Linked DNA regions of Homo sapiens: regions 1, 2 and 3 are each linked to region 4. A link is a loop called in an ENCODE intact Hi-C map of the cell type or tissue named here. Cell type or tissue: dorsolateral prefrontal cortex. All regions are shown on one strand. Links, peaks and the distances in the headings refer to the core of each region. The heading gives the core; the rest is flanking DNA. Region 1 overlaps LINC01727 (long intergenic non-protein coding RNA 1727). Region 2 has its middle 53 kb from the start of LINC00237. Region 3 holds the start of NKX2-4 (NK2 homeobox 4). Region 4 overlaps KIZ (kizuna centrosomal protein).

The links. Hi-C counts contacts between places; a loop is a spot of excess contacts. Peaks named below come from ENCODE experiments on the same cell type or tissue, not always from the same donor. Only the 100,000 strongest peaks of a DNase experiment are listed, where the experiment ranks them.
Region 1: a loop joins it to region 4, with 11 times the contacts of the local background. A loop is called at or near these places in 20 of 110 quality-filtered maps.
Region 2: a loop joins it to region 4, with 2.8 times the contacts of the local background. A loop is called at or near these places in 9 of 110 quality-filtered maps.
Region 3: it touches region 4 in a loop (2.1-fold over the local background); 9 of 110 quality-filtered maps call a loop at or near these places.

The regions. Positions count from the first base shown.
Region 1 is chr20:21,612,072-21,619,997 of GRCh38, forward strand. LINC01727 (long intergenic non-protein coding RNA 1727) reads left to right here. Exons shown (of 4, transcript NR_109880.1): 2 at 477-612; 3 at 3,312-3,456; 4 at 3,591-3,651. LINC01726 (long intergenic non-protein coding RNA 1726) reads right to left here. Exons shown (of 5, transcript NR_109878.1): 4 at 281-606. Among named protein-coding and RNA genes, the nearest start is that of LINC01727, 46 kb to the left of the region's middle. In dorsolateral prefrontal cortex, for the core only: CTCF peaks have their summits at 3,663 (motif pointing left) and 3,863; DNase peaks (open chromatin) are centred at 2,765 and 3,660; H3K4me3 peaks cover 657 bases; H3K27ac peaks cover 2,538 bases.
Region 2 is chr20:21,049,279-21,057,204 of GRCh38, forward strand. No RefSeq gene overlaps it. Among named protein-coding and RNA genes, the nearest start is that of LINC00237, 53 kb to the right of the region's middle. RefSeq lists an enhancer at 3,304-3,804. In dorsolateral prefrontal cortex, for the core only: a CTCF peak has its summit at 4,121 (motif pointing right); a DNase peak (open chromatin) is centred at 4,143.
Region 3 is chr20:21,391,430-21,399,355 of GRCh38, forward strand. NKX2-4 (NK2 homeobox 4) reads right to left here and starts at 6,097. Exons shown (of 2, transcript NM_033176.2): 1 at 5,529-6,097; 2 at 3,936-5,104. The coding sequence starts at 5,970. The coding sequence ends at 4,482. LOC105372558 (a long non-coding RNA gene) reads left to right here and starts at 6,505. Exons shown (of 4, transcript XR_001754528.1): 1 at 6,505-7,147; 2 at 7,834-7,926. In dorsolateral prefrontal cortex, for the core only: no CTCF peak of the experiment used is centred there; no DNase peak of the experiment used is centred there; H3K4me3 peaks cover 1,738 bases; H3K27me3 peaks cover 5,000 bases.
Region 4 is chr20:21,231,755-21,239,680 of GRCh38, forward strand. It overlaps KIZ (kizuna centrosomal protein), which reads left to right. Exons shown (of 13, transcript NM_018474.6): 11 at 980-1,076. Among named protein-coding and RNA genes, the nearest start is that of KIZ-AS1, 17 kb to the left of the region's middle. RefSeq lists an enhancer at 2,398-4,840. In dorsolateral prefrontal cortex, for the core only: a CTCF peak has its summit at 4,442 (motif pointing right); DNase peaks (open chromatin) are centred at 2,734, 3,297, 4,087, 4,477 and 1 weaker place; H3K4me3 peaks cover 2,219 bases; H3K27ac peaks cover 3,926 bases.

The DNA of each region.
Region 1 (7,926 bases), core at 1,610-6,609, 380 kb after region 4:
TGCACATTGTGCACACATACCCTAAAACTTAAAGTATAATAAAAAAAAGAAAAAGAAAAAACACTGAACAGGAAAACACACACACACACACACACACACACACACACACACAAAGAGTCTCCACTGGAGAGAGGGTGGACAGGGCATGAGGATTTGTAACTTCTGGCATTCTGGCAGAGACTGGTATTAGGGCTCCTTTAACTGAAAGCAAATTCTATTTCCAGTCCTTCAGAGACACCAAGTAGGCTCCAAAGAGCCTGGCCAAGCACACAGTCCTCACCCCACAGTATTCTTCTTGGACGTTTGAACCTTGGAGTTGCAGGAATTCTGAGGATGCTTCAGCGTGTGTGTGTGTGTGTGTGTGTGTGTGTGTGTGTGTGTGTGGTGTATGCCAGCTCAGTATCTAGCAATCAACTTCCATGGTGGCATGACACTTGTAGCATGGTTGACAGATATGTCCTTTCCTTCTTGGATAGTGTCTGTTCTAACACGTGCCATTTGGGATCCCTTGGAATCTTCATGTACAGAACTGGTTGCTGCCTCGTTGAGTCGGTGGGGACAGAATAGCTCCTGGTTGACAGCATGGGTTGTGCAGAAGGACGGATCCTGCAGGTAAATCACAGCAGATCTCAGCCATGTTTGCAAGTATGTTACTTAAAAAATTCCAATTCTAATGCATTTAAGAGTTTTCATGATTCACGTCATTTTCACCCCTCTTTCATTCTGCTGTGCTTTCTTGCGTGGAAGGGAAAAGCATAGCCTTACAATTCACAGGCATCACCCACTCCTCTCTCACCATTATTGCATCTCATGGCCCTCAAATCTTACTGATGTTTTGTTACCACTTATAGCAATTTGAGGTTAATAAAGAGTTTCAAATCCCAACATTTTTGGGGGGAGCCTTTATAAAAATCTCATATGATATTTATGTCAGTTTAATAAAATATGATGATACCCAGCAATTTCACTTTCATCATTTAGACCAAAGGAATATTTGTACACATGCATGAGGCAGTATGTGAAAGGAAATACATTATGGCAATTTCTGGAAAAATACGAATTTAGAAATGCCCTAAATGGCCATCAAAACGGGGATGGACAGATAAACTCAGATTCATTCATACAATGGGATGCTCACAAGACATATCTGTAAGTGGGAACATGGAAGTGTCTCAAGATGCACTGTTGACCGAGGAAAGCGATTTCCAAATAATACACGCAGCACGATAGCATTGCTGAAGGAAACAGAACCTCATAAACTACAAAGCGTGACCACAGGTTTTCTAAGGGTACATACCTCATAGAAAATAATTTGTAGTGCAACATCCAAAACGATGACAATATCTCCTGTAGTAGGAGAGGAGGAAACCGAGAGCAGTGGTGCTCAAAGGGGATTTTTAGTCTTACTTGTAATTCTTGGAGTTTTTTTTTTAATGAGGAAACATTACTCATGTCTTATTTATGTAGTAATAAAATCATGTCAGAAATCTGGGTATACTGATGAGCATGACTATCACCCCGGCAACGTCTATCTGAGTAAAGGCCAAATAAAGACGAGAGAAAGAGACAAGAGCACTCACAGAGCAGTGCTCAAGGCCAGGGCCCATGACTCCAACTGCCAGAGCCTCTAGCTCCAGCTCCACCCCACAACCCACCCTGGCTGCGGCAGCCCTCAGAGGTTTCCTGGGCTTGCTGCCAGCTGTGGGGTTAGGAAGTTAAGAGAATGAACCCTGGAGCCAAGCCACCTGGCTTCCCATTTTTCCAATCTTTCCAAGCGATGCGATCCCTGGGGAAGTCAGGCACCCCTCAGTGCTTCAGCTCCCTTGAGTGTCAAGTGGGTACAAAAATATGGGGGTGTTATGGGAGTTAAATTAAATCATATGACCAAAATTTAGAATGGTACCTAGGACAGAGACATCTCCAAGTAAATATTATCTGCTACTATTAATCTTCAAAAGCTTTTTTTTCTTCCCTAGAAGTTTCTTTAGGGACTCAGATGTTTAATTTCCACTAAGACCAAGCCAGCTCCAAAGCCTCCTCCTTTATTTCAGATCCTTGATAAGTAGCAACATGGGAAGGTTTAAAAGAAAGTCAGGTCCAACATTTCCTTGTATGAATGGAGAAACTGAGGCCCAGAGACGCAAGTCTCATTGCTGATCCTCCCAGGAAGTTAGCAGAAGAGCTAGCCCAGACGTCCTCCCTCCTGACCCCTCTGGCCAGCTCTGTGACCATTGGCACTACACACTCCTCTGACAGAGGAAAGAGCGGGAGCTGAGCTGGGCGCCCTGGCTTATGCTTGGAATCCCAGCACTTCGAGAGGTTGAGGCAGGAGGATTGCTTGAGCCCGGGAGTTCAAGACCAGCCTGGGCAACATGGTGAAACTCCATCTCTACCAAAAATATAAAAAATTAGCTGGGTGTGGAGGTGTGCACCTGTAATCCCAAGCTACCTGAGAGGCTGAGGTGGGAAGATCACGTGGGACTATAGTGAGACATGACCACGCAACTGCACTCCAGTCTGGGCGATGGAGTGAGACCTTGTCTAAAAAAAAAAGGAAGCTGGAATTGGCTTGTGGAACAACAGAATTGTAATTTTTCTCAAAAGACTGACTTATTCCACTTTGGAAAATGGGCAAAATACTCCTGCAGCTCCGGCAACATTCTATGGGGTCCTCAGTTATGACCGTGACAATGGTACAGACAGGCTCGACCCTGCTGGTGCCACAGAGCAGGGACTGTGGGAGCCTGAAGATGAGCTTTCATGGCTCCAGGACAGGACAGAGAGGAGGCACCTCTGCAGGAGGCTCGGAGATTGAGATGTGCTCATTGCAGGCAGGCAGCTGTCCTTCCCATGGATGAGAGCAGCCCCTCTCTTCTGCAATATTGACCAGCAAAGAAAACAAAAACCATCTTCATACTTTTTCAGTAGAAAATGAAGCAGTTTATTTAATATTATTTGGATAACAAGCCTCCACATGAACAGGATTCGAATGTCAGTTGTCTTAGGGGAAAAAAGATTTATTGGTTGGTAAATATTGAGAAAGAAAAGCTGATAAAGAACAGTTTCAGCTGCGGCTTCTGCCCGGAGCAGGAGAACAGGCCTGTGTTGTATTTTGGGGCCCTGGGAAGGCAAAAAATTGTGAATGTCTTTCTTTGTTGGTGGGTGTAAAAGTGGAGCCCGCTACAAATAATTTCTTATTTCTTGTCGCATAGATTTTAAATTATGTAGCTTCCCTACCTTGTTAAGTATTAAAGCGGTCTTGTTTAAGGAAGAGACACTTAAATAATGAAGCTTATGTATCTTGTTTTCAGACATCAATATCTGGCTTTGAGTGGCACAAAGAAATAAAGGAATGTGGATTCAGACCTCACTGGGATGCTTGGCAATTCTAATTCTACCCCAGACTGCAAATGGACACACAACTGTTGTGACTTTTGTTGAAGAGGAGAAGGATGGGTGAGCATGTGACGTTGGGAAATTGTATTTTCTTCTTCGAGTTCTTCTGTTTCCGAATATTTAATCCTACTGTTTTCTTCTTTAGTGAAGGTCTCTTTAGTCAATAATCTCTTTGCTGAAATTGCTTCGGGCAGCACAGAAGCTGGATTCAGAAGCACACAGGTCTGGGGATGCAGGCTTCGGCCAGCCTGATGCAAGGAAAGACTGCCATCTCGTGGTCAGCTCAATCCTGGCACCTTGGTGAGGGACCAGGCTGCAGAAAACCAGGCTTGGGGAGGAAACGGTGCTGCAAACTGGATTTCTGCCGGACAGTGTGGATGCCCTTAGAAAACACCCAGAAAAGAGCTGAGTGCCCCCCAAGGTAGGCTTCAGTGAATCCTCTGCAGGTGTGTTGTCATCCCTTGAGCCAAACACATGCTTCACACACACGCTGCAGGCTGCGTGAAAATGAGGTAGAAATGTGGGGAAAACATAATCCCATGGAGAGAACAAAGAGCTGAACACGTAAATGCCTCCGGCGTGCCTGGCAGAGAGAACACTCAGGCTGAGAGAAGGGACAGTGACTTGTACCAAAGGTAGGCAAGTAGCCTCTGGGGTCTCAATCAGCAGGGCATCTGGTCAACCCTTCAGACAAAGTCAGGTCTGAGCAGGCAAGATCCATGGATCTGATTTATTAATATTTTTACAATTAAATAGAATCTGATTGTAAAACTGTTACATGTGTTGTAAGAAAAAAAGAAAAAAAGGAAGGATATAGAAATGTACAAAGAAGGAAATAAAAGACTGGAAGCGTCCTCACCTTAGGGACCCATTATTAACGCTTAGGTGGCCAATCTTCCAGACATCTTGCTACGAATATATTCAAACGGGAATTAAAAATGTACTTTTACACAAGTGCAATCAGACCTTGTACTCCTCTATCCCATAACCTACTTTTTCATTCAACACTATGACAGAAGCGTCTTTCCAGGTCCATAAATAAAGGTAGGCCTCATCGTTTTTTATCAATTACATAAAGCTAATGGTATATAATACTGATTTCATACCTGCTATATGCCAGGCACATACATGGTCTTGCATAATCTCATAATGACTCTACAGAACGGGAGTTTGTATTATGCCCATTAAGCAGATGAACAGGCTGTGGCACAAGAAAATTGATCAGCACTGCCAGGGTATCTGACCTCAGAGCCCAGGATCTTGACTAGTAGGCTAGAAATGAACATAATTTACTTACCAGTTTTCCAGTGATGGACATTAAGCCATTTCCTACTTTTCTGGTATAAAAAATAAGATTGCAGTGAAACTTTAGGGCATATACATCTTTGCACGTTAGTGAGTTCTCTCTAAGTTAACCTGAAAGCGGTGGGCTGTGGAGTTTGTGGGTCAAAGTGTATGCTCGATTTATGCTTTACTATGTGCCCGACTTCCCTCCAGGCAGCATGTGCCAGCTCACACTCCCAACAGCTGCGCAGGAGAATTTCCAGTGCCCCACGACCTTGTCAATACTAGGCTTCCTCATCAGTTTTTTCTCTCCTTTATTTTTCTTTAGGAAAAAAAAAACAGCCTTTGAAAAAAATTGTACGAACAAGTGCAATGTGTGCTTGTAAGTGCTTCACCAAATGTAGATCCACCCGGTGTTAACCTTTTGCCACATCTGCTCTCTATTAGTTTTTATCACACTTTGGAATTATCTATAGACATCATAACACTTGATGCCTAAATGCTTTGGTGTGTGTCTCTTAAGAACAAAGACACACCCTTACCTAAGCATAATATAATTGGTACACTTGGGAATTGCTAAAATACATTGCTAAAATACAGTTTTCTAATACAGAATCTATATCAAGTCATTGAATAAACACACTTCTTGACTTAAAATGAGATTACATCCCATAAACCCATAATAAGTTGAAAAAATGTAAGTAAAAATGCATTTAATACACTAAATCTGCTGAATATTATAACAATTTTGCCTACATTAAATGTGCTCAGAACACTTACATTAGCCTACGGTTGGAAAAAATTATCCAACACAAAGCCTATTTTATAATAAAGTGTTAGATATCACATGTAATGTATGGAATACTGTACTGAAAGTGAAAAACAGAATGGTTTTATGGGTTCTCACAATACGGTTTCCACTGAATGCCTATCACTTTTGCACCATTGTAAAACTGAAGAATTGTAAGTTGAACAATTGTAAGTTGGGGACTGTCTGTACTTAACAGATTTTTGTCTTGATCCAGAATGGAATCAAGGGTCACATATTGAGTTTCGCAGTCATGTCTCTTGAATCCAGAACAGATCTCCAGTCTTTTTGTGGTCTCTCATGACATTGGCATTTTGAAGAGTTTTATAGAGTGTACTTAGACCTGGATTTACCTGATTGAGCCTCAGGATTAGATTTAGCATAAATATTGTTGGCAGGCATATTATATAGATGCTGTTGCTTCCTTCTCAGGGCGTCATATCAGGAGGAACAACAAGATGTCAATTTGTCCACAATTTGTGACATTAACTTTGATCACTCAGTTAAGTGAGTGTCTGCTATATTTCTCCATTGGAAATGTACCCTGATCTTTTGTGATTATTAAGTGACCTACTGGGTGATACTTTGAGACAGAATATCGTGCTTCCCAGCAATCTCTTACCCAGTGATTTTAGTATCTATTGATCATTCTTGCCTGGATCAGTTGCTGTTTTGCCGGCTATAAAGTGCTCTTTCATTTCCCATTCTTTCTACTTTTAAAAAAAGTTATCACTCTTCTATAAAGAAAAACTTCTTATCCTATCCCTCAACTTTTTTAGTATCAGATTGTACTCAAGGCTTCTTTCTCTATCCAGTGTATTTCTGTAACTATCCATTTTGACAGCCAGATCATCCCAAATTTGGCAAGTGGCAGCCCCTTCAAGCTGGACCTGTGTCCTCTGAGCCCCTCTCTGCTCTCTGGCACGAGATGCTCCAGGCTCATCTTGCATTTTCCTTGCCTCAGGCCTGGCATCAGCCATTTCTCCAGGAGCCCTCCCATCTTTGTTTATATATTTATTAATATTTAATCTCTCTTATTATTATTAGTTTTAAAATTTATATAAAATAAAGTTGGCGTTTTTTGTGTAGTTGTAGGAATCTTAATATAGGTATAGGTTTGTGAAGCCACCACTGTAATTGAGATACAGAACAACTCCAAATCATCAAGTTACACACCTTAAATATATACAATTTTTAATTGTCAGCTATACCTCAGTAAAACTGGGGAGAAAATATACAGTTTCATGCCCAGAAGCTACTTTGTGCTTCCTGTTTGTGGTCAAACACATCCTTCATCCCTGACAGCTGCTGACCTTATCTCTGTCTTCATAGTTTTACCTCTTCTAGAATGTTACAAGAATGAGATCGCACAATATGCAGCCTTTTGAGTCTGGCTTCTACTTTCACTTAGCATAATGCCTTTGAGATTCAGCTGTTGCATGCATCAATAATTCGTTCCTTTTTATTGCTGAGTGGTAGATATTCCATCATGTGGATGAACCACGGTTTGCTTATCCATTTACCCATTAAGACAAATGGGTTGTGTCCAGTTTTTGTTGATTAAGAATAGAGCTGCATAAACATTTATGTATAGGGTTTTCTTGCATGAACGTAAGTTTTCATTTCTCTTGGGTAGGTGCCTCGGAGTGGGATTGCTGAGTCACACAGTAAGTGTATGTTTCACTTTTTAAAAGCTGTCAAGCCTCTTCCAGAGCAGCCAAGCCAGTCTGCGTTTCCACCAGCAATTTCTGAGAGTTCCAGTTGCTCTGCGTCCTTGCCAGTGCTTGGTATTGCCAGGTTTTTTATTTTTTAACCCATTCTAAAATATGTTTAGTGCCCCCCATTTTTTTTATCTTTGTAAATGTTATAGGTGAATTTTAAAAGTCAATCTCAATATATATTGGCTGTTAATAATACTATTAATACCTATTACTGTTAATAATGCTAATAAGTAACTATCAAATCTCATAGATGAAAAAGATGATTTATGATCTTTAAAATTTTGCATTTTTATTATTAGGAAAGTCAGAAGGGCTCAATTTTAAACAGAGAGAGAAGCGGATAGAGAAGTGTGTTCTTGCCTGAAGGTGTCTTTCATCTTGGGCTGCCTCTATCTATTTCTGGGATCACTGGCGGCCCTTGTACTCCTATCCTCAGCTCTTTCTGTAGGCTTTTTCATTTCATTGAGGACATGGATGGGAAAGAATGTCCAGCCCATTCTCTCTCCCTCTTTTGATTAAAAGGAGGGGAGGCAGAAGTGGAAAGGGCAAAACCAATTACAGGTTGTAGCGTACACTATCCAAAGCAATGTATACATTCAGTGAAATCCCTATCAAAACACCAATGACATTCTTTAGAGAAGCAGAAAAAAATAATCCTAAAATAATATGTGGAACCACAAAAGACCAAAATAGCCAAAGTTGTCCTGAGCGAAAAAA
Region 2 (7,926 bases), core at 1,888-6,887, 180 kb before region 4:
AATTTATCCCAATACATCTTCATCAGAACATTTGGAAATGGAACGGGCAAGGCAGCCCCACTGAGTGTATAGCAAAAGTGTGGGCTGAAAACTGGTAATCCACACATAGTGTAAAGAGAACGTGCTATGTAATTCTCACTAAGGTACTGCCCGGCACGGGAGCTATAGAGCTTGGCCCAGAGCCCCTTACCAGCTGCTGGGAGTGTTGGCTGCTAGGGATCTCAGCTGCCTCCCTCACTGCAGAATTGTCCTCAGGCCAAAAGGGAAGCTACTTACCCAGGAGGTTATGAGCCCATCCCATGCGCGGCCAGAGCCCAGTGACCACACCTTACAGGGCTCATAGATGCCTCAAGGGGCATGAACTCCACAGTGCAATTCACACTCCAGAGCTCCCCAGGGGGCTGGAGCTAAATCCCAGGCACAGATCATAGCTTTGCATAGCATTAACTGATGAAGTAGAAATGACATTTCCAGTTACCCAGCAGGGAGGGGTTTTTGAGGCCTACTCTCCATAGGCTGGTTAGTTCCAACTAGACAATACTTTAGAAATTAGCCAACCCATTTTCATCAAGGGTGGAATCCTGTGTGAGGCACTAAAAACCTAGAAACCACCCAATAAGTTAGGTAAAGCATCCACATACAACAATAAAGTACTACACAGATGGTGGAAATCTGGATATAGATGTAGATATCTCCTGGCATAGGAAGTACAAATTCAGGCTGTAGAGCCATGTGAATAGCATGGCCCCTTTATTTTACATTGATTGATTGATTTACTTACACACACATACACACACACACATACACAGTGTCTTAGTGATTGTGGTTCTTCCCAGATCAGGCTGAGACAAGGGCTTACATGTACATGGTCAGTGTATTTTGGAAAGAGACCACAGAAACGGGAGAGGGAGGCTAGAGAAGAAAGAGACAGAGAAAGAGGGATCATCACTACTGTGAACATCTGGGCCTAGGCCTATTTGGGACTCTCTGGAGCACTATGTAGACAGCCTTAGAATCATTCGCTTGAGGAACAGGACAGGGGCATTTTTATCCACTAGATATAGGCCCCATTGGTCAAGAGTTGCCCTATGAGGTGTTCATTCCTTTTCCCTTCCAGCGATCACCTGCACTGGAATGGTGGTGAGTGCTCCATCCTGCAGTGGCAGGGGTGCCCTGAGGCATACAGCAAGAGATAGGCAGGGGAGGTGGAGTTATACCTGCACAGCTGGTGGCCATGGCAACAACTGGAGTTAAAAGATGGGTCAAGGGGCTATGAAGAGGGCACAGGAGGTATACAATCCACATAGAGAAGTGTCAGGAAGGATATTTACCAAACTGTTGACGACAGTCATCCCTGAGAAGGAGGATTCTTTCTCTTCATTATGCTTTCCTGAACAGTTTAACTTTTTTCATAAAACTATACAACTTTTTGCAAAAAAAAAAAAAAAAAAGCCATATCAAAGAAGAAAACATCCCATTTGACTCCCTCATTTTACAGGTGAGTGATTCACATTTGGAGCAGGGCTCATGGACTCGTGGCTGGGAGCTGTCTGCAGTGTGAGCACAGTACTGTGGCCCCGCCAGCCCTGGGAATGTAAAGGCTATTGCCTACACAGCTGCAGCTCAGAGTGGACCATGAACAGACCAGGTAGTGCAGCCCCATGAGGAGCAAAGATGATGGGGCAGGAAGTCCAGATCCAGACAATAGCCACACACCCCTGCCCCCAATCCTGAGGAAATCGCTATTCTGAATGCCATCACCAAGTAGTTTTGCTTGAGCTTGAACTTCATTATTACAGGTCAATTTCCCCAGGAGGCAGAAGCTGAGTTTTTTTAGGCAATGCTCTTGGTATCAACACCTGTGAGGTGTGAATGAAGCAGATTGAGGCTGGACTCTGGACTGGAATGAGGTCTCAAGGTATCAGGTGATCCCATCAGGACCTCCAAGCTGTTGGAACAAGGGAGCTGACTTTATGCCCTGCACTGACGAATCATTGCGGTGTTTGTGCTTTTGGTGTTATATCTAAAAATATATTGCAATATCTGAGGTCATAAAAATTTACCTTTACGTTTTCTTCTAATAGTTTTATCATTTTAGCTCTTACATTTGGGTTTTTGGTCTATTTTGGGTTAATTTTTGTATACGGTATGAGGTAAGGTCCAACTTCGGTCTTATGGGTATGGTTATCCAGTTGTCCCTGCACCATTTGCTGAAAAGACTATTCTCCACTGAATGGTCTTGGCACCCTTGTTGAAAATCAGTTGGCCATGGGCACGTGATTTTATATCTGGACTCTCAATTCTATTCCATTGTTTACATGTCTATCCTTTTGCCAGTACTGCACTGTTTTGATTACTGTTGCTTTCTAGTAAGTTTTGGAATGTTGAAATGAGTGTTAACATGTTTTAACATGTCTTTTTGTAGACACATTCAATCATTTCTCTTGAATCTATGCCTGGGAGTGAAATTGCTGGTATGCATATATTTAATTTCAGTAGAAACTGCATAATAGTTTATACACGATTTATTTTTAGTAACATGTGGATATGAGTTTATACAAATCAATTTAATCAAAACCAATTGCACACCTGAATGTCATCAGTTGTCCTGAATTGCAACTGTTCTTATGTTTTCATGGTGAGTGGTGGTGGCCTTGCTCTCACAAAGTTTTTCTGTGACTTTCTGATCAACAAGTTCCGTGGAGGTGGTGATCTCTGGGAGGCAGAGTCCTCTGGGAAAAGGGCCTCAGGTTGACTTGGGAGGTCAGCCAGAGCAGGATCTAACACCTTACTCAAGAAGACAGAAAGCAGAGAAGAGGTCACAAGCAGCAACTCAACTGGTGAGCCTCCATTGGCCAAGGCCGCTGCATTGAAAGCACCTGTGGGCAAATCACAAAAGTCACCACTCTGGGGAGATGACCGGTGCCCCCTGTGATGGACCAATTCACAAAAAGCTCCCCTTCCTCTGCTGACTGAGCCCCATGCCTGGCTCAGGGTGTGGTGGACAGGCCGGGCAGGGCCAGGCATCAGCCTCCACTGGTCACTCTCATGAGTGGGCACCGCATGCGTGTTCTCAGGAGCCTGCCAGAGATTGTCCTGCTGTGACTGTGCTGACAGCCAACAAGAGACAAGAACCACATCAAAATTAGGAGGAAAGCTATAGCCCACCCCAGCACTGGGCTGGGTGCTTTAGGCAGGCCTAGCTGGCCTGCCCAGTTGCATCTCCCAGGGGTGCCTGACTTAGCATGGGTTCCCCCAAAGCAGGGCCTGAGATGAAGATTTGCGTTCCGGTGGTTTGTTTGGGGGCTGACCCCCAGGAAGCCCTGTGAGGAAGTGGGGAGAGTCAGGCAGGAGGGAACCCAGTGTGGGTAAGTGAGTGGGTGACTGCAGTGGGCGCCCAGGACAAAATCCCCAGGACGCTGTAGCTGTAGGGACGCCTCGGGGAGGCTGTAGGGAATTGTCCCTCTGAGTAGTGAGGACGCTGCATGTTTTTCCATTAATTCCCACCCTTCATTGATGGAGGGTCACTCCCAGGGTGTTAACTCCCGGGTGCTTCTGGTTTGCCCCATGGATGAGCACAGTCCACAGACAACACCCTCAGACAGAGAGACACAGGAAACTGACCTGGGAGGGAGTGTCAGCAGGACACCTCCTCAGTGGGTTAAGTGAGTGGTGGCAGGATACCGACAGCACCTGCTACATTCCCTAGGCCCAAAGTTAAGAGTTTCCCCTGCCCCCAGTAGGCCCACTGACTAAACCATACAGATTAGAATAGAGCAGCCAGTGAGACCCTGACCATTATTTATGTTCCCTCCTCTGTCACCCCAGATGTTGGGGGAGGGGTAGAGAGAGTGGGAAAATGTTGTTGCAAAAATGCAAAAACCCATGGCCTGGAGCAGATAAACCGTGCTTGAATGAATGGCTTGTTCTCTAGCAGAGAAGGAACTTTATTTGAATAGTTAATCCTCGCGTGTTGCAACAGCCCAAGATCACCCTGCAAAGGCTATTATTTGCCCAGAGCGTTGCAGGCTGGGGAAATCTTCATGTACCCCTTTTCCTTTTAAACACCAGATCCTATATCCAGGCTGAGATATTGGAAAGCAAATTGTGAGCCCCGTCTGCCAGCTGGGGGCATGCTGAGACAAAGGAAAGATTCTCGCTGGCAGAGCTCCCTGGCCAGGAGACCCTCATCTAGTAGGAAGGATTTTAACACATTCATTCCCATGTTACACGGCATTCCTCCATTCTTGAAAATGCTACGCCAAAAATATATCTTTCTGCTTGTTATCAGTTTATTCATAGTTTTAGATTCAGCTATAGCTCGTATGTGGTAAAAACCTAGGCCAGCTGAGGGGAAAACACTCTCCCCAGGGATCCATCTGATTTATAAATAAACAAGTGCTGCAGCTGTGGGGGTTGTGGAATGGAGCCCTCTGTGATTCTACAGGGAGGCTTCACACAGGATCTCTTCCGAAGACAAGGAGAACTTAAGGAACAAGAGTGTGTGTATGCCACAAAGTGATACTTCTAGTCTCAGCTCACTTTGAAAGGAACCCCTTAAGAACTTTACCCATAAAACTTCTTGAGTGAATTTGAGTCAGTTAAGCCAACTCAATTTGGTAGAAAATCATGCAACATTGCTGAAATTAACAGCCTCTCCAGCTAACAGGTAGAGAAACTAGAAAAGACCCAATGGCATTGCATTTATAGTGAAGAAAGAAAAATAAGCTGAGCCTCAGTTCAGAAAAGATTGGGGGCATTTTTGCAAAGCCTCTCATAAACACAAGCGAGAAGTCCATTTAAAATCCTAAATGAATGCTCAGAAAAATATCCAGGTTTCCCAATGTTAACCAACTGTTTGCTCACGTCTATATGATTAATACATATCCTAAAGCTGAGATTTAATTTTTCCAGGATGCAAAGCCTGGTGCTTCAGCTAGTATTGTAATCCCCTATTTGGAAATTGCGAAGTTATGAAGAGAAGCCTCCCTCAAGACAACATCAAATAAAATTAGTCAAATACAGAGAAGGATACTATCATTTTCAAGATCACATGAAGATATTTTTTAATTGAGAAAACATTTAAAGGATGCTTATAAAAGAGATATAGTGAAAAACAAAAGTTATCCCATATTTTAGATAGACTTTTATGTTTACTGTCTTTCGGAAGTAAAACTTTCAAGTCACACATTTGTTCAACAAAGATTTGCATGATTACTTTGCTAGGCACTCTTCTAGACACTAATGGTGTAACGGTGCTAAAGACAGCAGCTGGGCTCCTGCGCCCTTGAGGTTACCAATCTTGGCCACAGGGGATAGGTGAGAGACTTCATATTGTGCATGGATGACTACTATTTTTTTAAAGATATTAGTTGACTAACACAATCGTTCATGCCTGTAATCCCAACACTTTGGGAGGCCAAGGCAGGAGGATCACTTGAAACCAGGAGTTTGAGACTGACCTACAAAGCTAGACCCTGTCTCTACAAAAAACAAACAACGACAAAAAAATTTTAGTTAAAAACTGAAAGGATTTTAATAGTTAAAAATCAGAAGGATCAAAAGCAAAGATGTTGAAGGAGTCTGAGGAGTGAGCAAGGTTGTGTGTTTCCAGGTGTTGAAAGACATCCCTTCCCCATAGCGGGTCTCCAAATGAACCAAGGAAATACCTGGCCTCTCACCTGAACAATAGCTAAGTAATGATACCTAACTCATAGGGTTGCCACAGAGTATGTGTGCAAAGCCTGGTGGCACCCATGATAATCAGGTGTGACCTGCTATTATATTATTAAGGAACTCACATAATACAGTATTTGGCACTAGAAGATAGTCTGTAAATATTAATTAACTTCTCTTACTAGACAGCTACACACACAATACAAACACATACAACCTTAAGCCAGGGTCTCCACATGGGGGGGTGCATGACAATCCATTGGGTAAAAAAGAAAATATTAGGACATCTATTTGTAAGTTTTATGTAAAAATGGCAAAGTGATTAAGTTTTACTGAAATACATTATAATGATTGACAATAGTGCCCTTCCTGGGTCTGTGTGTCAGAGTCTTGCAGAATTGGTACCAGAGGTCCCCCTGAGGGAATATGGGAATTCCACTACTCCAGCTGAGAGTGGCACGCCCACTTGGTGTCTTCTGTGAGCCTCATTAAATGAACGCACAGATTATATGAATCCAGCTTTAACTAAATAACTTTCTCAACCTGGGAAAGTGGCTTAAAAATATTGTAGACAAGAAACAATGGATTGAAGATAATCCTAATATCACAAGCAGAAAGATGAAAATAAATGGTAGAACTGACCCTTGCATTCCCAATACCTCCCATTAGCCTCATTACAAGGTAAAAATTATAATAATCTAATTAGTATGAGAAGAATTCAGCCTAAAATATTGAACTTATAATGAAGACTACTGATAATGAGCATATCCAACCATTGTTATGGAGAATGAATTCCACATGTGTGTGGTGGTTTGAAGATTTGAGGTGAAGGTGATGGAAAGTCACAGTGATAACCAAGACCTACAAATAGTAAGCATTTGGTGTGCAGAAGCAAATATCTGAGACTTCTAAGCAATGTTTACAATTGTGAGATACTCAGTTCAGTATTTTATCAAAGTTTCACACAGATTACTGAAAAATATTGAAGTTTTTAAATAAAGAAAAATAAAAAAGCTACCTACCATTGAGTAAACCCTTCTCTTTATGCCCCAGTAAAAATGGCTGCAATAATACAGAAACGACAATAAGGCGGCAAGTTAAAATGCCTGCCTTTATTAGCAACGCGGTTGGAAATGCATAGCAAACAATGCTGAAGATTTAAAGATACACACATTAGAACAAATTATGCTTTACCAAGGTTTGCCAGAGCATTGAATGAAAGTACAGATATTTCCAACATGTCTCGCTTTGTGCTGTTTGCTAGATTCCATTTCAATAGTGAAATACACCAAAGGCCATTTTTTTATGAGCCACTAAACCGTTACAGTCTCAGTAGTAAATGACTGAAAAAGTGTTCAGGGTGGAAATCTGTTAAGTGTAATCACTAGTGGTGGAATGGCTGAATTATTGTTTGTTTTTTAAGAAAAAAATTACAGTAAAGTTAACAAAGAAAGCACAACCATCAAATCCATTTACTGTGTCGTTCTTAGCAAATAGTGAAGCAAGATGAAGAAAACAACAGATGTCACCTATGAGGTTAAATTTATAAAAACGAGACTTGCCAAATATGATTGAATCTTTAACACATTTTATAATGAGAATAGAAATGACCCTAAGAAATCTTTGGACCACACAGACTGTCCTTTGGACAATGTACCTAAAAGAACAGGGAAACTAAAAGGGTTCCGGATTTCTGGACTTCTCTGTGATGACAAGTAGCTGTCACTACTATGTGACCTCACACATATTTTTCAAGTAAGCAAGCACACAATCTATTACTATAGTGTAAAAGAGAAAGGAAGTTCTCTTTATTTACCAAGGAGTGAAAAGTAGCTGCTTTTAAAAGAAAATATATCCCATAATGACGCATTTTGAACAGTGTGTGTTCGGAAACATTTCCATTGTCACACAAATATACTTATTACCCAAAACTCCCATATTTGCACCCTCACAAACAGAATTTTTAACTTGTTATAAGGTCTTCTAAACAAAGAATTTTTCTTCATTCTGAGCAGATTTTTGAAAATATAAAAATGCAATACTTTTCAATCATTTTGTTAGACTGATATCAAGAAAGCTATAGTTTACTTAGCCAAATTCGAATAAAAATTTTTGAAAATTGAAAGATGTGATTACAAATGTGTTTTGTCACTTAGCCCAGCCATTGATGCACTTCTTCCATTTGGATATATAAAACTGTGAGGTTTATTTTTTTGAGACATTAAAAGCAAGAACTGAAATAAATTGAAC
Region 3 (7,926 bases), core at 1,338-6,337, 160 kb after region 4:
GTGGGATGCCAGGAACGGGCCGGGTGAGGCCGGGGTCCCTGCACTCCTTTGCTGGGCGCGCCTGGACCGAACTGAAGGGCCCGGGCGCCGCGACCTCGCAGCCGGGGGCGGGATGGTGGCGGCGCCCGGGCCCCGCGTGCTACTCAGAGCTCAGGTCCTAGGTGCTTGGCTCAACTTTCTCCCAGCGGGGTCGGGAAGCGCCAGGCCCTCGGTGCACGTGGGGCACGCGCCCGGCGCCTGGGTCTCCCCTGCGGCTCGCTAGTCGCCCGGCCCAGCCCGCAGACCCCGCGGCTGGCCCTCCCGGGAGCCCCGCGAGCCGGCCGCACGCACAGGATGGGCGCGGAAAGCCCCTTCCTCTACCCTCGGGCGCACCCTCCTTCCTCGTCCGCGGCGCCGCAGCTTCTCAACCTGCCGCTGCATCTCAACTCCCTGCAAGCAGCAGAGCTGTAGAATACCAGAAATGGTCTTCCTTCCGAGGCTGCCGTTTTAAGTTCCAAGTGTGAAAGTAACCGAATTTTGCTATGCTTAGAAATCTAAAATCTGGACATTCCCTGAAGAGTCAACTTAGAGTCCCCAGTTTCTCGATCTGGCTCCGTCCCACTGACTGACGCCTCCTGCCCACCCCGAAAGGATCCTGGAGCTGCGATCTCGCCAGACTCTATTCCTGGTGATCCACTGCTCTGCTATTTCCCATCAGGAAAAAGTCACCAAACGAATGAACTAGCAAACGGCCCATTCTCGATGGATTTCTCCTCCACTCAGTAAAGCAGAATCCTCCTGTGGCTTGTTTCTCCACGCCTTATTTATGGAATGAGGGCCAAAAGAGAACAGGCTTGAATTGATGTGTATGAAATAGGAATATAGCTGTTCACTACTGCAAAATAGTTTGCACAACTTAAATTTAGGCAATGTTCCTAGTTCCTAGTTAAACTTTTTTAGAAGTCACCTAAACAATTACTGAAGGTTACATGGAATTTCAAAAAACGAAAGGCATTTCATTCAATTGCAAGTAAACATTCTAAAGCAAAAACAAAACCAAACCCACCTCTCCCAGAAACTTCCATTACCTCTAAAGTTAAAAATAATAAAAACAAAAGTGATCCTGAAATCACAAAGTTATCTCAATACTTACTGGAGAGCGCAAATTCCTGATGGGATGTGAATGCAGTTCCCCAGTCTAGGCATCTTCTTTGAAACTTCCCCAGATGTTCACCAAATCTCACTAGTAGTGAAAGGGTATTTATATTTTTAAAAATGTATCATCGTTCTCTGTCTCACTGGGTTGCAGGATAATAATAGTGTTTCAAAAAACTGTACTCAAATAATTAACATACAGGGTTTCATCCACACATTAGTGTTATGGTAAGCAGTGAGGGAGTATTATCCATGCTTTGAACTGTGTCTGCAATTTGTGTTGCCATCACATAATGCATTATTTTCTCTTCAGCACAAATTCACATCTAAAAATCCAATTGATAGGTCTTTATATAATTATGGCTCACAAATTTATTCTAAAAAGTCTTTTAAAATCATCAGTATTCAATGGAGTTAACAAAGCAAGTCTATGGAAGATGCTTGCATTTAGTGAACAGGATTGAGTCTCTGATTTGCTTTAAATTGAAAGTAAACAGTCGCTAGCCGAATGGAGATTGAACACAACATCTGTGTTGATAGAAGTCTGACTACTTGTTCTGACCATTAGGTTTTAGTTCTAGGCAAAGACTTAAATAGAAGACAACTGGGTTACACCCCCATCCTTCCATATACAAAACACCCTTCTTGTGTCCTTCAAAACTGCACACACTCGCACACACAGCACTTCAATATACATCCCAACACAGATTACAGAAAAGTACCTGCAATCCCTCCGTTCCTCTCTGCAACTTTGACTCTGGCTTTTGGTTTCCGTGCCTCAATTGGAAAAGGTAAGTTAGATTGTTGTAAAACCCAAAAACATTTAGGAAAAGGTCACATCTGCTGAGTAAGCATTTTTGAAACAGGTTTGCTGTGGCCTCTGCCAAACTTTGAGGGGCCTTTGTTCCACTCAGACCCTGCGCCAGTCCTCCCTCTCAGTTGTGGAGACACTTATCCTCCTCTTCAGTTAATGAGTTTCACCTAGTCTGGCCATTTGTATTTTTATAAAAGATCTGCAAAGCACTAATTGCAAAAAGAAGAAAACAGCTCGTTTTGCATTAATCAGAAGGTGGGATTCTATGGTAAAAACATTTCTATTTTAAGCTTCAAGAATCAAACCTTTCCCTAATTTCAGGATATGCACACATACAGTCAGTCAGTCTCTGGGTATAGAATGTTAAGCCCTTTGCAGCAATTATTTCTGGCTTGGGGTTTTTTACTCTTTAAAGGAATGCTGAAAGGAATAAGATATGCCCACACAAAATACACTTCCAGAAAATATTGTATATAAAAGTTGTTTCTTCTTAATGTGACATATTTCTTAAAGAAAGTGCACTTCTTCAGTCTAAAGGATTTTGTTCCAGAAATAAACTGTTCATGAAGACTCATTTTCTTTAAATATGTTACCCGGAGCCCTTGGACTATAAGCTATTATTGTTTTTGTAGGTATTGGACTGTAACAAAAAACACTGCCAACCATGTGGGCTTTTAGAACGTTTTCTAGAAGTAAAATTTCAGAATTATGGTACTATTGTGAGGAAATCAAACTAATATAAACAAACATTTTGAAATTTGGCACATCAATAATAGATTTGCTAGCTTAGTTAACATTTCTAAAGTCATTTCCATTAATATGCCAAAAACACCCCAAGTTGAGAGAATTTCCTGTGGGTGTACTGTAGCGTTTTCTTACAAATTTGTCTGCTCAGATTATTTGTTCTTACATAAAATGTTTTAAAAATTAGATCTCATTTTCTAAAAATTCTTTTACGGCCCCTTGATAAAGGGTGATTCCCTTGCTTCTTTAGTGTTTTTTCTCCCTCTGTGAAAGAAACTGGAGTTTTAAAAAATTACTATACAAGAGTCTAGAAAAAGTGCAAGTTTAACTTCTAAAACACCTTCTTATGAATTCAAGTTGCACATTCAGAAAAATGTTCTAACAATGAAGTGAAACACAATGTTTCAGCCCCAAGCTGTAATTCTAAAATCTCAAATGTAGAAGAGGTTTAGGGTCTCCGGTAACTATTTGTTTTGATCATTTGCAAATCATGCTTTATCCATGTTATTTCTTTAATTTTCATTAATTATTTATAAGCACAAATTCGTCAGCTTTTAGTATTTTTAGTCCACTACCAGTCATTTATGAGTAAACTGAGCTGTGTTGTCACATCATGACAATTAGTATTTTAAAAACACATCAAGCCATGTATAAACTTAATGAAAAAGAAATGACCACTTGACTTTTAGAAAAAAGAACTTGTTTCTTTTAAGTTATATTTAAATATCCATTAGAAACATAGGAAATATAAATCGGCATATTAAAGAGTAAATACATTATTTGTACAATAAAACACCAACAAAACCAGTGCAACTCCTAAGTTCTAAATATGGTGGAAAAATTATATTGTAGTTACTTATTCCTTATATCTTGATTACAATTCAATAAATCACCTTTCTTCTTCTTGTCATGCTTTGAATATAGATTAATTGATGTCAATTTTAGAAATTTTACTTGTTTGTTCTAGTACTTTATCAAGGTATTCAAATTCAGACAAGAAAATACCTCAAAGAGAGTAAATACCATGTTTACAGAAGGATAGGGTTATTTATTTTCTCAGTTGATGTTGGGAGACCAGATTTCATATACAAATAGTATACAACCTTTCTTATGGTGAGCTGCATCTTAGGGGGGAAAATCCTCTTTTAGCGTAACATACAAACACTCACTTGCCAAATAATCATCAAAACATTTTGAAATCAGCATTAAATTTAAAAAGCTCCATCAATCCATATAATCAGTATTTTATTTTGATTCCATTGCTCTATTACCTAAATGGCAATAATTCCTCTGCAATAATGTTGCTATGTGTATGATCCACCTTGAGCTACACTTCAATTTACTTTCAATCAAACATTAATGAAATTGCACTTAGGGGGCCCTTCGAAAATTAATCTCCCAAGATAAATTCCACTTCAAAAAGGACTGATTGTTAAAGCTGGGTTGATTTTTATAGTTACAAACGCCAACAAAGTTTCCAACTTTGAGAGCTGTAGTTAAGAATGCCGTGTGAACTTCTCCACCTTTTCGCGTCATTTAAGAACTTCTAGGAGGAGAAAATCACCACCTCAAAGCCTCGTGGCATAATGTTACACTACTCGGTTTCCGGGCTGTCGCTGTCCCCCGCCCCCAGCAAGAGGTTCACAGCCTGCTCCTCTCTGAGACCGGTTCGTTTTGAATCGCAGTTTACACGCGCGAGTCGGTTTTCGCATGCCTCCCCCATCCGTTCTAGCAGTTTCTTGCAGACCCTTCGGGTGCACCAGGACCTAGCCCCGGGGCGCCCTCGCTGTCACCACGTCCTGCCATAGAGCAGGTTGGCGCCCAGGACGCCGCCGCTGTACTCCCCGGCGGCCGCGTCCAGGGCCGCCAGGCCGCCCCCCGGGCCGTGCAGCGCGGGTGGGCTGGGCGACAGCTCCTCCAGCTCAGGTGCTGGCGTCGGGGCCGGCGGCTGCGGACCGGCCTGGCCGGGGGTGGGCGTGCTGGCGCCGTTCTGGCACGGCTTGCCGTCCTTGACCAGCACAGGCACCGCCACGCGGCGCGGGGACGGCGGCGGAGGCGGCGGCGGGCCCAGGCCGCCCTCCTGCTGCAGCTGCTGCGCCGCCTTGTCCTTGGCCTGCCGTTTCATCTTGTACCGGTGGTTCTGGAACCAGATCTTGACCTGCGTGGGCGTCAGGTGGATCATGCTGGCCAGGTGCTCGCGCTCGGGCGCCGACAGGTACTTCTGCTGCTTGAAGCGCCGCTCCAGCTCGTAGACCTGCGCCTGCGAGAAGAGCACGCGGCGCTTCCTTCGCGGAGCGGCTGCCGCCGCCGCCGCGTGCAGCGGGCCCAGCGACTTGGCGGCGTCCGCGATGCCGGTCAGCGACCCCATGCCGGCCACATTCACGCCCGCCGACGGCCCCATGAACCTGGAGACTGGGGAAGAGTCCCAAGGGGGAAGGCGAGTGAGCTCCAGGCCCGCCGGGAGCCGGTCCAGCCGCCGCTCTCTTCACGCCGCGGCCGCGACGCCGCCGGGCCCTCGCTGAATCCCAAGACCCCCTGACCGCCGCGGCCTCCGGCCCCAGCACGCCCCGCGCGCCCTCGGCGGGTCCCAGAGCACCACGCCCTCAACGGGTCCCAGGACGCCGCGCGCGTTCCCGGTCAGGTCCCAGGACCCCCCGCGCGCCCAGGGTCCCCAGAAACCCCGCGCGTCCCGGGCCGCGTCCCAGGACGCCCCGCGCGCCCGCTCGGCCCCAGGACCTCCTAAGCCGCGCGCACCCCGTCCCGCGCCCCCGCGCCCCTCGGCTGTGGCGGGAAACGCCTGAGCCGCCCGCAGCCCCGCGCTCCTGGCCCCTCTCACTTGACGAGTAGCGTGGGTCCGGGTTGGCGCCGTACCAGCCGGTGGCCGCGCCGCCCCGCATGCCGTCCGTGTAGGCGGGCAGCTCGCCCATGTTGCCCAGGCCGCCGTTGCAGTAGCTGCCCATGGCGCCGTGCGGGAACTGCGAGACGCCGGGCGGCATGTGGTAGGTGGCGGCCGCCGCCGCCGCAGCTGCTGCCGCCGCCGCCGCGGCCGCCGCGTTGTGACCCGCCATGGCGTGAGAAGGCTGCATGCCCGCCACGGTCGCCGCCTGCGAGGAGGGCCCAGGTGGCGGCGCGCGGTAGGCGGCCGCGGCCCCCAGGGGCGCCCCCAGGCCGGGTGGCGCGCCGTCCATGGCGCCGCTGAACTTCTTGTAGGTCTCCTCGATGGGGCTCAGGATGTCGGACACGGAGAAGGGCGTCGTGTGCTTTGGGCTCAACGACATGGCTCGGCGGGCAGCCAGGTAGGGGGGCCTGGGGCGCGCGCCGGCAGGACGCGGCGGCCGCTCGTCGCCGCCACCTCGGCCGCGGCAGCTGAGCCTGTGACGAGGAGTCGGCGGCTCGGCGAGCCCCCCGGGCTGCGGGATCTGGGGTTTATTTTAGTCCGGCGCCAGGTTTACGACAGACTCGGGGGGCGGAGCAACATCCCAAACGAGCAAACAATGGTCATTGACATCTTTTTCTCTCGCCCCCCCAACCCCCGCCCCATAATGGAGGCAAAAAAAGGTAAAAGGGGCAGTTGGGTGTTTCTTGGAAAGATCACTCCCCGTTGCTTTTCCCATCTTTGCTTTTCCCATCCTTTGCTTTTCCCATCCTTCGCTCCTCCATCCGCGGCCGTTACCCCAGCCCTCGAGCACCAGAAATAGAAACTCGGAGGCTGGCGTCGAGGCTAGACATGGACTCCGCGCCTGGCCCCTTCCAGATCCCAGTTTTCTAAAGTGACTTCGCACCAAAGTCCGGTATAATTGCGGAATGGGGAACGTGCTGCTAAGTTTGGGGGGAGGGTGTTGCGGGGGCTTGCTTCGTCCTCTCCAGTTATCAGCCCCTCATTCGCTCCATCACCTAAAGTGTTAAAAAAAAAAAAAAAGGCTCTTGGGTCCCACCGTAAGAGCGCATAAAGAGAGGAGGTACAATGACCGTCCTTTGCCATTGTAGGGCTCCCTAATTTATGCGTTTTTAGACCCTTAAGCATCATTTTGTGGGCAACCAAACGGGCACTTCCAAATTAGCTCAAAGTATCCAAGCCCAGAGAAGAGAGAAAACACACATACACTGATAAATACGCAGATGCTAACTTGTAAGTATTCTGTTTTTCCTCTGTGGGGATGGAAATTGAACAAGGGAAAGAGGGGGAACATTTTTATTTCCTAAAATGTTTCCTACTGAGTTTGCACTTGTAAAGTTTTTTCTGCTTTCTTTCCCTTTGTGTGTGTTCTTACTCTCTTTCTCTCAGTAAATATCTCTGACTTAAGTTTATTCTCCCATCACTACCGTGATCAAAAAGAAGAGAAAGACAAAATATCAAAACTTCCAAATATTTCTAGTTGTTCGCAACGGGTCTTTTTGTTGTTGTTGGAAAAATATAACCTGTTCAAGCGATATGAAAATGGATGCAGAAATCAGGTGAAAATTGTAGTTTCTTTGGAAAAATACAAAACCATAGATAAACAGATTTTTAAAACTTTGTCATCCTTTGACTTGCAGTTTTACCCGAATACTTAGACATTATGAACTCTCTACTAAATACTGAACAAGACAAAGCATAAGACAAAAGCAGTGTGCAAAGCATATTGATTAAATTTTGAAAACAATCTTGCAGCAATAATAATGATAACGAGAAAACAAAGATAACACTTTTAAGTTTTCCTGGAAACTGGAGCAGGAGAAAGAAAAACAAGGAGAGTGCTTTCTTAAGCAATATTTTGTTTTATTTTTTTTCCAGAAAAGGGTGTGTGGAATCGATTTAAGTTTAACCTGACAGTACATGTCTTGAAGGCAAGAACAGTGTTACATATTCCTTTTTCTGTTTGGTTTTAGCCCTTTGGTGGAAATGTTCTCCATGGTTTTGTTCTTAGGATTTTAATAATTGTTTTGTTCAACTCAGTATGGTTTTGCAAAGAATCTGCCCTTTCTAGGGGGGAAAAAGCCATAGGTCACCTGTGGGAAGGAAGTGACAGACGAATGTTAAGAGTAATGTTTTAATATACTGTAAAAATAAAATGCAAGGTTACAGGAATTGTTTACAAACATCAGTATTGACTTAGCAAGATTAATATTGCTACAGTTTTAACACGATGCTACTTTTACAGGTCTTTTATGAACTTGAAACACATCGGCTAGGTCTTCATCCTCACCTGCACTGGAATTACCTACTTAAGAAAAACAAACTAATGATACACAAA
Region 4 (7,926 bases), core at 1,987-6,986:
GGGAGGTGGTGGTGTACTCTGCACTCAAGAAGCCCACCCCACATCTAACTAATGAAGAAGCAGTGCATGTTTCACTTACTTCTGAGTCTTTGGACCTGAAGGAAAGCCACTTAAATAAACCTTGAGGCTTAGTTTTCATGTCTGAAAAGACCTCCTCCTGGTAAGCATGTGGACACCCTCTTTGGGCTGAATGTGGACACATTTTTAAAATAATCACTTTGCTGCAGAGTGTACATGCAAGCAGGCAGGTTACAGGTTAGAAACTCAGCAAATGCTTTTTGCAAAGATGCCCATGCATGCTGTATCTGTGATTTTGACTGCCAGTTAAGAAGCAGACCTGTAGCAGAAACATCCAAGGCTGAGAACTCCCAAGAGGCAAAGATCAGGGATTGCCCTGCAAACTGGGGGCATTGTGGGAATATCCAAGTCTCTGGCTCCAAAGAAAGAGGTGGAGTGTGCATCCTCCTCCTCAACCTTTAGAGGCTGGTAAAGAGTGGCCTTGATGATTTTCAGTGGAGATTCTTTCTCCTCTGTGGGATGGAAAATAGAGGATTTTACAGAGGGGCTTAAGAGTGGATAAGGTGGGTGACTGTTATCCATGGGTCTCAATTATTTCTGAGCCCTGGTTTGCTGCCCGTGTGTTATAACAATGGGAATTATCCAGTGCTTTGTGACACAGTAGAGATCCATATGCCTACATGTGCATCTTAGTCATTTAAAATTGAACTCTTTGGATGATTTCAGTTTTCACTTTTTGTGGCTTGTGTTTCGGTATCACAGGAAAGTGCCTCACTCCCTTTCGGTATTCTACCAGCATTTCATTCTCTGCCTCAGAAGCTCCCTTGCCTTCTGTGGCTTGAACAGCATCTTCCTCTGTTGGCGTTTGTTTCACCAAACTTACTGTGAGGCCACTTTATTCATTTTGTCCCATGGCTGCATGACAGCTAACCCTCACTCTCCATGTTTACGCTTATCACAGGTTTGAATATTGGCAGCGGTGCATTCGAGACAAAGACAGCTAACAAAATTGCTTCGGAAGCTAGTTTTTCATCTAGTGAAGGAAGTCCTTTGTCAAGGTAAAGTTGTGAAAGCCTTTCTGAATAGCAGCAACAAGATGAGAAATGTCACAGCGCAATGAATTAAACTCTGGCTGCGTATTATTTTGTTGTATGACTTGGAGGGTTATGGTTTGGGTTTTTGTTTATCTAAAATAACAGTTGAAACTTTAGTCTACCTTTGAAAATATTTGCACCAGAGCCAAGTATTGTTTTGCAGCTGTTGTTTCCTTGGTTTAAGACTCAATTGACACCTCAGTGAACCACAAATTAGCGTCTACAGCTGCTCGCAGTAGGACTGCTTAGAGACCACACAATGGAGGTTGTCAGAAAAAGGGCAGAGAGAAAACATCAGGCCTTAAAAGAAATAAAGTGGCATGTTTCTTCTTTTTGTGATGGCTAATATATAAACTAGTAATTGCTGGATATTCATTTTTATTTTCCTCTTTTTTTTTAACCAAGTGTTTAGGCTAGGTTATTCTTTCCTTTTCTAATACTTTCTTGCTTATTTTCCATAAAGAACAAAATTTATCTTTTCACATTTGTCAAACTGTAGCACTCGCTTCTTGTAGGTTTTTTGAGCTGTGATAAGAGAGTTGTGTGCTGAATTTGTCATTAACATAAAATACTAATCACAGTAGCTTCAGGTCACTTAGAATTTATAGATGGGAATATAAGCCATCACCTGATGAAATACCCTACTCTTTTGCTTTGAGCTAAATATTGTTTAAAATGGCATAGCAACTTTCCTTTTGGAACAGCATTGCTCAGTAAAAAGGTGTCCTTCAGATGATTATATTACATTTGAATTAACTGCTTGTCTCTGATGAAATTTTAGAACAGGAACTTTACATTTCTAGTATAACATATAATGTTCCATAAGAGAAAATGATTTGAACCAGAAATGCTGAATTTTTTAAATGAAAAAAATCCTATTTTTATTCATATTTTATAAACAATACAATGTTTTTAGAACCTGGAGTATATTAAAATGAGATTGAATTTCTAAAATTATAAGTTTTAGAAACTTGACAAGTTAAGTTTTAGAGAAATAACTCATTTAATTTTCAGAAGTTATTATTTTTAATGCCTGAGTTTTCGTCCATATTTTTGAAGGAAGTGGGAGGTAAATGGGACAGGAAGAGTGTTAAAGTATTATGTTATTATGATTGTATTATAAATTCAAGTTCTAGGTCTCCTAAAAGAAAGTTTAAAAGACAGTAAATTCTACAGATAATTTTCAGGGCCGAATGTTACCATTTGGCTTAATAATATATAGAGGCACTAAAAAACTCACTTCTTCCTAAACAGTCTTTACGTAGGTTCTTTGGGAAATTTTTAAAGACATTGAGAAAGCAATTGGATTTTGTAAAACATTTCTCAGTCTAATAATTTCACATCTTGTCTATATTTTACTAAACTAAAATCAAGCATTTTCCTCCTTCAAATTGAGACAGAGGTATTTTGTTATTAGTATCGTTTCCGTATGAAATTAATTTCCTAATAAATTACAAGTAATCTCATCATCCCCTTTAAGAAAACAAAAAAAAAAACCACACAAAAAGGCCTTGAAGGAACTCTTGGTTCTAGGCACTTGATAATAATCCAGTGATGAAAAGGTCTGGGTCCAGAGTGCGTGGGTTTGGCGTGCTGTTTGTCACGGTTTGGTTCTTGTGCTGGGCTTGGTGTTGTTCATATGCCACCCTGGGCTTTGGAGAGCTCCAGTTTTGCTGTTTGTGCTGGATTCACTGAAATTTCTTAGAGGCTTACATTTAAGGATCCCACTTACTGCAGTCACTCCTTGTGCTTTATTGCTTTTACAAGTGGTCTCGAAACCCGGTACTTGAGAATAAACATAACAGTGCAGTGCTGCTGTAGCACTTTTAAAATTCTTCTTTGCTCTATTTTGTCAGTGAGCTGATGAGCAACCTCAAAAAAAGAAAAAAAAAAAACCCACTGGACCTAAAAAAAAAAAAAAAAAAAAATGGCTTCCTCTGATGTCCTAGAGACAATAATTATGATGTGCTAGTTAAGCCCAAACTACAGCTGAGGGATTTTACTTTAAAGCAGCGGCTTGGGCGCAAAAATGCATTTATAGCTCTTTGTCTGCACCTCATTATGTGTGGGCCTGATTCATTAAGTAATTGGTTTGCAGTTGTTTACATGAGTATTAAGGCCTTCTTTTCAGCCGCCTTTGAGAGATACATTGTGCAAATGTTGCCTGTGATGAATGCAGAATGAGGGCCAGAGGGTCCGTCCTATTGGCTAAACAGTGCACTCCTGTTGAAAAGCCAGAGAAAGGGATTGGGTGCTGCTTTGCATAGCAATGACTTTCTTAATAAGCGTTACAGATTAATACACACAAGCTATAAAAGATGCAAAGAGATACTCTTAGCACATTTATACATGCTCATTTCATTGTGATGGTGGTGGGGTTCGGGTGCTTTCATATTCCGTTTTTCAGAGCAGCAGCTTCAGTGCATGAGCCGTAATAGAATCCGATGTTTATTGTATTATAAATCACGGGCAAGTAGGCAGATTGGCAACAGTTTATTATTAAAGATTCTTTCAGTGTAAATCTTTTTCTACCATTGTATTTGCTTCAGCAAAATCATTTTGTGGTTGAGTGGGGATGAAAAGCATAATGTACGAAGGAGTGAGTCCTAATAGGAAGCCGTTCTCCAAGTAAAGACCACTTGTTCCCTTTTGTTCAGGGGTGCATGCCAGAGCTTCCTCTCCTCTGCAAACATTGTCTCGCTTTACCTTCCCCAGCAAGCGGTTTTCACTCTCCCGGATCCATTTGTTCAATGGAGAGTATATTTTAAAAGCCTGCCCTTAGCTTACTGGTTCCTGCCTTGTAACTTCAGCTTACTGGTTGGACCAGATAATGTTTTACCAAAAGGAAAGGGTGTGTGCTTGCAACATAATTGCCTGGGGGAAAGGTAGCAGAAGTCACCCCGCCACTGTACCCTGGCAGGGCCACCGTGGGTGGCATTCTGTGCCAGCCTTGCAGCCACCAGAGCGGCCAGTGGAGGGCGCCAGCCTGCAGCTGATGCTCTGATGGCGGTGGCATTTTCTGTCTTTGCCTGGTCACTGTGCCATTTTCCCCAGGATAACATAAAGATTATAAGGAACCAATAGTCCAGTGAAATAAAAATGAGTTTTTCCTGAAAGTCCTTTAGGTTCTTATATAAAAGCACTCTTCTCTGTCTTGGGTTTGGCACATCTCCATTCTTAAATTCCACTGAATTAGCAGCTTCCTAAATATGTCACGTTTCTTATCACAAGCCTACATACGTTGTTTTTTCTGCACAAAGCAAATAAGAACAATCGCTTGATTATTTGAAGAGAAAAAGTTAAGTTGACCTCAGGCAGCTGAAAGTGGCATCTTCTGTAGGAACCCCGATTAACCATCAGGGGGCGCTCAGACTTTGTTAAATTACTGGTAGGCCTTTAAAACCTAAAATTAGTGTTTACAGAGATTTGTTGGCATAGTCATTGGGATTTTTTTCTTTCTGGATTATTTTTTGCCTTCTGTTTTTCAGAAACATATGTCTGTTTTGAGGAACGTTCAAGCTGAAATTGCTCCTTTAGAAATTGTAATACTGATTTCCACTAGCAGTCAAAAATTATTACAAATTTTAGAATTTGGAGTCTAAAGACTATGTCTTATAATAAATTAGCTATTTTCAGCCTTCTAATAAGACTCCAGAACTGGAAGGATACTTCCTGCTGCCGGGAGCCATTCCTCCTTATCCTGGACATCATAGACAGTGCTCCTGGCAGGACCCTCTGAGTCTCATTGCCACACTCAATTGGTGAGGCCTCAGAGTCACAATAACTTGGGTATATTTGTTAATGGGCCATGGCTATTTTTTCTTTTTTTAAAAAAATGATATGACAGGCCAGGCGCAGTGGCTCATGCCTGTAATCCCAGCACTTTGGGAGGCCGAGGCAGGCAGATCACTTGAGGTCAGGAGTTCAAGACCAGCCTGGCCAACATGGTGAATATCCCTATCTTTACTAAAAATACAAAAAAAATTAGCCAGGTGTGGTGGTGTGCACCTGTAATCCCAGCTACTTGGGAGGATGAGGCAGGAGAATCGCATAAACCTGGGAGGCAGAACTTGCAGTGAGCTGAAATTGCACCAATGCACTCATCTGGGCAATGGAGCAAGACTCTGTTTAAAAAAAAAAAAAAAAAAATGATGGCTGGGTGCGGTGGCTCACACCTGTAATCCCAGTACTTTGGGAGGCCAAGGTGGGTGGACCGCCTGCAGTCAGGAGTTCGAGACCAGCATGGCCAACATGGCAAAACCCTATCTCTATTAAAAGTACAAAAATTAGCTAGACATGGTGGCAGGCGCCTATAATCCCAGCCACTCGGGAGGCTGAGGCAGGAGAATCGTTTGAACCCAGGAGGCAGAGGTTGCAGTGCATCGAGATCGTGCCACTACACTCCAGCCTGGGTGACAGAACAAAACTCCGTCTCAAAAAAAAAAAAAAAAAAAAATAGATATTGACCATGAAATCGAGTCAATGTGTTACTAACATTAGGTTTTCCCTCTGTTCTTTCCTCCAAATTCCACCCCCTGCTCCCGCCCTGGGCCAGGAATGAGTATCTGACACCCACCTCTGCTGCCACACACCTCTCAGGAGACCCTTGTTGCCTGCACCTCTGTCAAGCACGGGTAGTCTGCACACTGCACACCCTTCCCAGCCAGCTCCCCTTGTCCCCCTGCTGAAGAACAGTTAACAACCAGACCGCATGTCATGCCCGCGTATGACCCACTATTTCATGTCCCTGGATTTTATTGGAATGCTCTTGCCCCACTCTTTTACCTGGTTAAGGCCTTCTAGATTTTTCAAGGCTTAACCTTCTGAACGTTTCCTAAGCGGAGACCTGGCTGCACAGCATGCCCTTCCTGTGGTCCCCCTAGCTATTTCTGTTATCATCTGTAGTCAGGGCTAGAAGCCATTTCCCAGTACCCTCCCTCCCGCAGTGGGGCAGGCTTCGTTTCATTTATTTATTTATTTAGAGACAGGGTCTCGCTCTGTCACCCAGGCTGGAGTACAGTGACACGATCTCCGCTCACTGCAACCTTTGCCTCCCAGGCTCAAGCAACCCTCCCACCTCAGCCTCCCAAGTAGCTGAGACCACAGGCACATGCCACCATGCCTGGCTAATTTTTTGTGGTTTTGGTAGAGATGATGTTTCGCCATGTTGCCCAGGCTGGTCTTGAACTCCTGAGCTCAGGTGATCCACTCTCCTCGGCCTCCCAAAGTGCTGGGATTATAGGCGAGCCACCATGCCCAGCGGCAGGTTTCTTAATCACCAGTGCTGGATAGTCATTGTGCTTCCTGAGTGAGTAAGCATGGATATATAGCTCCACCATTCACTCTAGTTTGTTTTTTTTTTTTTTAAATAAAAGTCAGTTTGTACAAGTTCCCTCACTTCTGTATGGCATCATGTACTTGAGCTGCAGGGAATCATGCATTTCGTACAGTTATCTGCATAAGGGTGTGAGAGAGAGAGAGAGAGAGTGTGTGTGTGTGTGAGAGGGTGTGAGTGTGTGAGAGAGTGTGTGTGTGTGTGAATGTGTGTGTGGACACATACATTTTCAAAGGGAGACTGGTAATGACTGTGAATATGCCCTCTGCTCATGCATCCCCAGTTTCAGGAAGCAGGACCTGGGTGAACACACTTGCAGAGAGCCTCACTGGGGTTCTTTCCTGGCTGCTGTCTTGTCTGCTGATGGAAAGGTGTCTGGCTTCGGGCCCTGACCTTGATGAGAGCTCTTGGCACATGCTGGAGGCCTGGAATGTCATCCCACAGTTCCACTGTCATCAGTTCTCAGCCAACCCCACTGTTGCCTTTTCAGCCAATTTCATGGTGTTTATTCTGGTGTCAGTCTCCTCACCGGAGCGTGGGCACCTCAAGGGCATCGAGCGAGTCTGTCTTGTTTGCTGCTGCAGCCCCAGCACAGAGTCCGATGCCTTGCTCTGCCCCTGCTCTTGGAAGGCCTGGCTGAGGCAGTTTCCCTGTCTCTTCCCATTTCAAGGGCACCCACTCATCAGGTTCCTCGAGGAAGAAACTTCACGCATCTCAGGCCTGCCTTCCCTCCATCTGTCCCCAAACCTCCCATTCCTTGACCCCTGTGCCTAAGTACTCATCACTTCCACTTAGAACCCACGGCTGCACATCAGCAAACTGAGTACATGCTTTTGTTGATCCAAATGTGCTGACAGTGCAGTGGCACTGCTTACTGAAGTCTGCTGTCTGCAGGCTGTCACACAGGATTGTCTGTAAATTTATCAGAACACTTCCAGGAAGGCATTACTGTCCCCATTCTACAGACAAGAAAACTGGTGCTTGGAGAGGTAGGGAACTTGCCCAGGATCATGCAGTGAGCAGAGTCTTTCTGGCCCCAGAGCTGATTCTGTCTCAGCTTCTGAAAGCAGCTCACATAGCCAGGCACATGCTGTGGCAGGGTTCTCCCTGCCCTACTGTTTTACTGCTTCTCAGGAGGCCCTGTGGGGCGGGTGTCTACAACGTGTACATTTGTAGGAGTGTCCCAGGAGGAGCATTTTGTTCCACTTTTGCTCTACTGCTGGCTCGCTCTGTGTGTCTTAGGACACATCTCTTAACCTCTCTGGGCTCAACCACTGCACAGTGAAGGCTCTGGATTGATAATCTGTGAATGCTGTGTTCTAATTAAATAGTGGGTTTCTTGGCCTTGGGTATTCTGTGTCTCATTTTTGTCTTTACTTGTTGGCTCCACAAAGCAAAACCTATTGTCAGTAATTCTTACTAACTTTATATTGATGTTGACTGTGTAGACCAATTCTAGCTACGTTAGCCTTTTGTTCA